Linked DNA regions of Homo sapiens: region 1 is linked to region 2. A link is a contact called in ENCODE Hi-C data. All regions are on one chromosome and are shown on one strand. Each heading gives the region's core, a stretch centred on a gene start or an enhancer-like site at or near the end of the contact. The rest is flanking DNA. Distances are from core to core; before and after follow the strand shown.

The links. Hi-C counts contacts between places; a loop is a spot of excess contacts on that map. Pooled maps may share reads with other maps.
Region 1: a loop to region 2 is called in a map of mammary epithelial cell, with 7 times the contacts of the local background. The contact joins two enhancer-like sites. A Hi-C loop is called at or near these places in 3 of 168 maps with a recorded cell type or tissue (K562, mammary epithelial cell and naive thymus-derived CD4-positive, alpha-beta T cell), 12 of 37 single-sample maps with no recorded cell type and 15 of 50 pooled maps.

The regions. Positions count from the first base shown.
Region 1 is chrX:124,216,145-124,219,177 of GRCh38, forward strand. No RefSeq gene overlaps it. Among named protein-coding and RNA genes, the nearest start is that of TEX13D, 110 kb to the right of the region's middle. RefSeq lists an enhancer at 833-2,593. Within about 2 kb of position 1,552, at least 10 of the 41 ENCODE cell types and tissues checked have a DNase peak (open chromatin) inside an H3K27ac peak, as active enhancers do.
Region 2 is chrX:123,834,832-123,837,608 of GRCh38, forward strand. No RefSeq gene overlaps it. Among named protein-coding and RNA genes, the nearest start is that of XIAP, 24 kb to the right of the region's middle. Within about 2 kb of position 1,345, at least 3 of the 41 ENCODE cell types and tissues checked have a DNase peak (open chromatin) inside an H3K27ac peak, as active enhancers do.

The sequences.
Region 1 (3,033 bases), core at 302-2,801, 380 kb after region 2:
TTGTGGGATCTCAGGAAGGAGCTCAGATAAGTGCATGTGTTCAATTTGCCCAATTTAATTGGAAGTGAAGTTGTTTTAAATAACAAACACCTGTTTCATTTTAAAGCCAATCCCATGAACAAAAACTGGATTTCCTGGAATCATGAAATATTATAACAAAAAATGTTCATCCAGTCCATTGTTTCTTGTCTTTTTGCTACCAAGTATCTCTTTTATTATATTATATCTACCCCTCACTCCAACCCCACAATTGAAAAGATTCAGACTTCCAAACCTTAGTTTGGGAAACTTTGCTCAAGTCAATGCCCTCGTTTTACAGATGAAAAGACTGAGGCCAAGAGATAGAAGTGATTTGTTGAAGTCTAACCACTAATAAGGGGCCAAGTTAGGATGGGCACCCAAGTCTCCTACTTCCTCTTCTGCTGCTTTTCTATCTAGGATGTGAGATTTCTGACTGCCCCCAAACTGATGGGAGGGTGAGGGAAAACTTTCCTTCTGACTGTGGTTTTTCTTAGCAACATCATTACTGGCATTGAAACATTACTTCTTCTGGTGGCTAAGAGGAAAATGCTCTCCGCCACCTTGAAGGCCACAGGTGGCCAGACATTCTGGGAATCACTGGAGCTTTCTCAGGGCCACAGGGGAACCGTTTGTTTGAAATGTAATAAAGGTTCCTTTACACCAAACGTGGAGAAAAAGCTGCACTGGGAACACAACAGAATCAGCGTGAGAGGTCTTTTCTAGCCACTTAACCAGCCAATCAGCAAGGGGGCGCCTGCTGGGAACTCTTTCCTCTCCTGGAAGTTACCAGGGATACACGGGCTTGGCCCTGAAGGGGCTTCTGATCAAATTGCAGAGACCAGACAGCTTATCGAACAGCTTATAACCTCTCTAAAGGCAGGACCTTTCTTATTCTTATTTCTTGTGGGCCTCAGTGCCCCAGGCCTCCTGCTGGACACATGTTAGTTACCTATAGCTTAATTAAAGCTTCTTTGGTGCATTATTTCCTCTCCCCAAAGTGGAAATAATGAGCGAGTGCTGAGCTGATGTGACCACGTAGCCCCATTCCCCAAGGTAAAGTGACTACATACATTTTGTCTTGGAAACTCACTGCCTTCTGCAGAGTCCTTTTTCACTGGTAAAGGTTAAGTTTTGTTATTCTCCTGGATCTTTTGAAAACAATGCCTATAAATGAGGAAGCTAGCAATAAAACCCCTACTGTTTGTATAGGCTTTGTAGCTTACTGTGATCTAATTTAATCTCCTATCTTGTCTTTTTCCTCAGTGCTTTGTACACAAATGTTATTGATTCCCTCCAGAGGCAGCCATGTGTGGTAGAATAAACAGCATGAGTCTGGAGTTTTAGCACCCACCTCTTCAACGATCTGAGTGCTGTTAGGCAAGCTGCTTCCCCTCCCTAAGCCTCAATTTACCCGCATACAGAATGAGGAAAGGGTTTGGACTCCACAGAATCTGAGGCCTCTCTAGTTTCTCATTGGAGTGCAAGTGCCATTGTGTGGTTTCTGCTGTGGGCGTGGTTGTTCCAAACCAAAGGGCAGGGACAGGATGCAGTCTGCTGATCAGGGACAGAGGAAGAGAGACACAGCAGCTTTGCACATTTGTGGGTCCTTATTCCCTCTCCTTACATTTCCCAGACTGTTTAAGTTCATGATCTCAGGGCAGCGCCTGTCCGCCCCCTACCACACACATCATACTATTCAGAGTTTCTTTCCCAGGGTCTACTTTAAAGCCAGTAGATTTTCAGGGGTCTCAGATCTTCTTATTGCTTGCCCTCTTGACATCTGAGGCCTGAAAAGAATTTGGGTTGCCTGCCTAGGCAGGCTTCCGGAGGCCTCAGCCTTCTGTCTTCCGGGGCTGGGGGTAGGAGGGTGCCAGAGCACAGGCAGTCATTGTTTGGGTATTGACTCAAAGGAGAAGGAGCCACAATGCACAGGAAAAAGGATGAGCTCATGACAGCTAAATGAAAAGATTCTTATCTTGGAAACAGCGGTTTCTTATGCAGAACAAGGGGCGGCAATGTGATTGTGCCCAAGGAGTACATTCAACAACAGGGATTTCAAATGAAGAAGTTATTTTGCATACTTACGGGAGGAGCAATGGGCCAGATTGTTCATTAATTAAAGGGGGGGGGTGCTGAACCCCCTACACACACACACACACACACACACACACACACACACACACACTGCAGAACTTAAATAATTCATTCGCTTTCTCCTCTTTCTCCTCAGTCCCAGATGATCAGCTGAGAGACAAATGTTTTTTCAACTCTAGCCACCTCTGGAGAAAGGATGGGGGAGAGGATGGGGGAGGACGGGAGAAGGGATGTGGTGGGGAGGGGAGGGGTGTCACAGATAACTAGAATGGCAGTGATCTCTCAACCATTTCTATTTGGTGTTCAAATGTATTGTACGGAGCTGGTGATTTTTTGTTTCCTTTTTTTGCACCCAGGAGATTTACCTTTCTAGTTCTGTTTGATTTCACATGAAAGAAGTCTGAGCAAATCCCCACTGAAGACGAGTAGAGGAAAGGAGAGAAATGCAGAGGGTGCAGGTCAGGGAGGCCAGGAATATGTTCTTTGACCACAGTCCCTCTCTTTCCCCAACTCTGACACGTGGTCCCCTGAGGGGAAGGACTAGATCTGTGGCTGTCCTGGAAATTCCGGAATGTAGGTCACCCACTAAATGGGTAATGCCAGAAGTGGAGAGTAGAGTTGTATGTGGTTGCAGGTGGGAGGCATCAACACCGCCCACATATCTTTCCTATCAGCCAGACTGCTCTCCTTCTACCCCAGATCATCTTTTGATTTAGGAATAAGAATGGTTATCATCTATCAAGTACTTTCACATTCATTACCTCTTTTATTATCCCCTCTCACATGTGTTATACATGTGTGCCAGATACTTTCACATATATTAGCTTATTTGAGTTGCTCAGGGACCCTGGGAGATAGCTCGGTATTACTGCTCCTGTCTTAGAAATGAGGATACCGAGGCTCAGAGACACTAAGTAG
Region 2 (2,777 bases), core at 95-2,594:
TCTTTGGGCAGAAACCTGGCTGTAACTGAGTTAGGCCCATCCACCGGTTAAGAGCTCTTTACTTCACACAGAACAGATCTTTGCTCAGGAATTTCTAAAGAAAACCAGAAGGAGGCCAGGCGCCATGGCTCACGCCTGTAATCCCAGCAATTTGGGAGGCCAAGGAGGGTGGATCACTTGAGGTCAGGAGTTTGAGACCAGCCTGGCCAACATGGTGAAACCCCTTCTCTACTAAAAAAATACGAAAATTAGCTGGGTGTGGTGGTGTGCTATGCCTGCAATCCCAGCTACTCAGGAGACTGAGGCAGGAGAATCGCTTGAACCCGGGAGGCGGAGGTTGTGGTGAGCCAAGGTCACGCCACTGCACTCCAGCCTCGGTGACAGAGTGAGACTTTGTCTCAAAAAAAAAAAAATTAAAGCATATTGCAATTCACGTAAAGGCTAAATTTATGAACTAATGAACTACCGCTAATTCCTCCTCACTCTTAGCAAGAAATGGTTAAGGGAAGTGAAGCAATTTCTAGGACAACATAAGGATTCTAGGAATTTACAGCCAGTTACCTGAAAAGTCTGAACTTGGATTTCTTCCAAATAATGACCAATCCAGGTCATTGCCTGATCAATCACAAGAGGCCTGAGCCTACAAGGCCATGTCCCACCTCTCAACTCTCCCATGGGAGGCTGTCATGAGACAATTTCCCATCGGCTCTCAGGCTCTGATGAGGAATGGAGCTTTCTGCCTCACTCCCACATAATATAAAACTGCTTTTAAATATAATACATAAATAAAAATTTATAAAATGCACATTGTATAAATATTAAATATAAATTTATATAAATATATATCCTGCATACTATAAAGCTGCAGAACATAAAACCTCCAAGTGGTAGCTGTGAAGGGACTCCTCCCAAATACAATGTCCCACAACACACATTGCAGTCATCTGGCCCCTTTTTGCTTCATTGTCATGTTTTTTTGTTTGTTTTTGAGACAGATTCTCACTCTGTTGCCCAGATTGGAAATGCAATGGCGCAATCACAGCTTACTGAAGCCTTGAAATCCTGGGCTCAAGCAGTCCTTCTGCCTTAGCCTCCTGAGCAGTTGGAACCACAGGTGCCTGCCACCATGCCTAGCTAATTTTTATTTTATTTTTTGTAGTGACGGTGTCTCACTATGTTGCACAGGTTGTTCTTGAACTCCTGGGCTCAAGTGATCTTGCAGCCTTAGCCTCCCAAAGCACTGGGATTATAGGCATGAGCCACCGTGCCCAGCCAGTGTTGTATTTTTAGTGTTGGGGACAATGATTCACAGGGAGCTCTCACCTAGGTTTAGTCTTCTTTTTGCTGTCTAAGTAATAAAATGTCTAAATCTAGAATGACTCATTGTTTCTTTACCAACCAAATTAGTCAGCTCTTGGCCCTTGCCTTGCCTTTTTTTTCTTTGAGACAGAGTCTCCCTCTGTTGCCAGGCTGGAGTACAGTGGGGTGATCTTGGCTCACTGCAATCTCCGCCTCCCGGGTTCAAGCGATTCTCCTGCCTCAGCCTCCTGAGTAGCTGGGATTGCAGGCATAGTACGCCACCACACCCAGCTAATTTTCATATTTTTTTAGTAGAGACGAGGTTTCACCATGTTGGCCAGGCTGGTCTCGAACTCCTGTCGCTGGGACTATACAGGTGCGTGCAACCACACCCGGCTAATTTTTTTTTTGGTAGAGACGAGGTTTCTCCATGTTGGCCAAGCTGGTCTCGAACTCCTGTAGCTGGGACTATACAGGCACGTGCAATCACACCCGGCTAATTTTTTTTAGTAGAGACAAGGTTTCTCCATGTTGGCCAGGATGGTCTTTTGACCTTGTGATCCACCCGCCTTGGCCTCCCAAAGTGCTGGGATTACAGGCGTGAGCCACCACGCCCGGCCGGCCCTTGCCTTGTCTTATGTGTGAGCTTGACAACCCTTAAACCAGTCCACACAACCAAAATGTGATTGAGTCCAAAGCATGACAGGTGAAGAAGATAGCTGGGGCCAGGCACAGAGGCTCATACCTATAATCCCAGCACTTTGGGAGGGCAAGGCAGGAGGGTCACTTGAGCCTAGGCCTCCAAGACCAGCATGGGTAACATAGTGAGACCCCATTTCTACAAAAAAACAAAAAACCAAGCCCAAAACAAAACAAAAAGACAATACAGTTGGTTCCATTGACAACGTCTGATTACTCCTTCCTACAGGAGGCTGTTGCTGTTTCTGACACTAAATGAGGGTTCACGTTTGTGTTGTATATTCTTTTTTTTTTTTTTTTTTTTTTTGAGATGGAGTTTCTCTGTTGCCCAGGCTGGAGTGCAATGGCACGATCCCGACTCACTGAAATCCACGCCTCCCAGGTTCAAGCGATTCTCCTGTCTCCTGACTCAGCCTCCCAAGTAGCTGGGATTACAGGCGCCCGCCACAACGCCTGGCTAATTTTTGTATTTTTAGTAGAGGCGAGGTTTTGCCATGTTTGCCAGGTTGGTCTCGAACTCCTAGCCTCAAGCAATTTGCCCGCCTCGGCCTCCCAAAGTGCTGGGATTACAGGCATGAGCCACCTCGCCCGGCCTTGTGTTGTATATTCTATGAGTTTGGACAAATGAATAATGGCATGTATCCACCATTACAGTATCATACAAAATAGTCTCACTGCTCTAAAAATCCTCTGTGCTCTGCTTATTCATCCCTGTCTCTCTCCTTCCTAACCATTGATCACCACTGAACTTTTCACTATCTCCATAGTTTTGCCTCTTC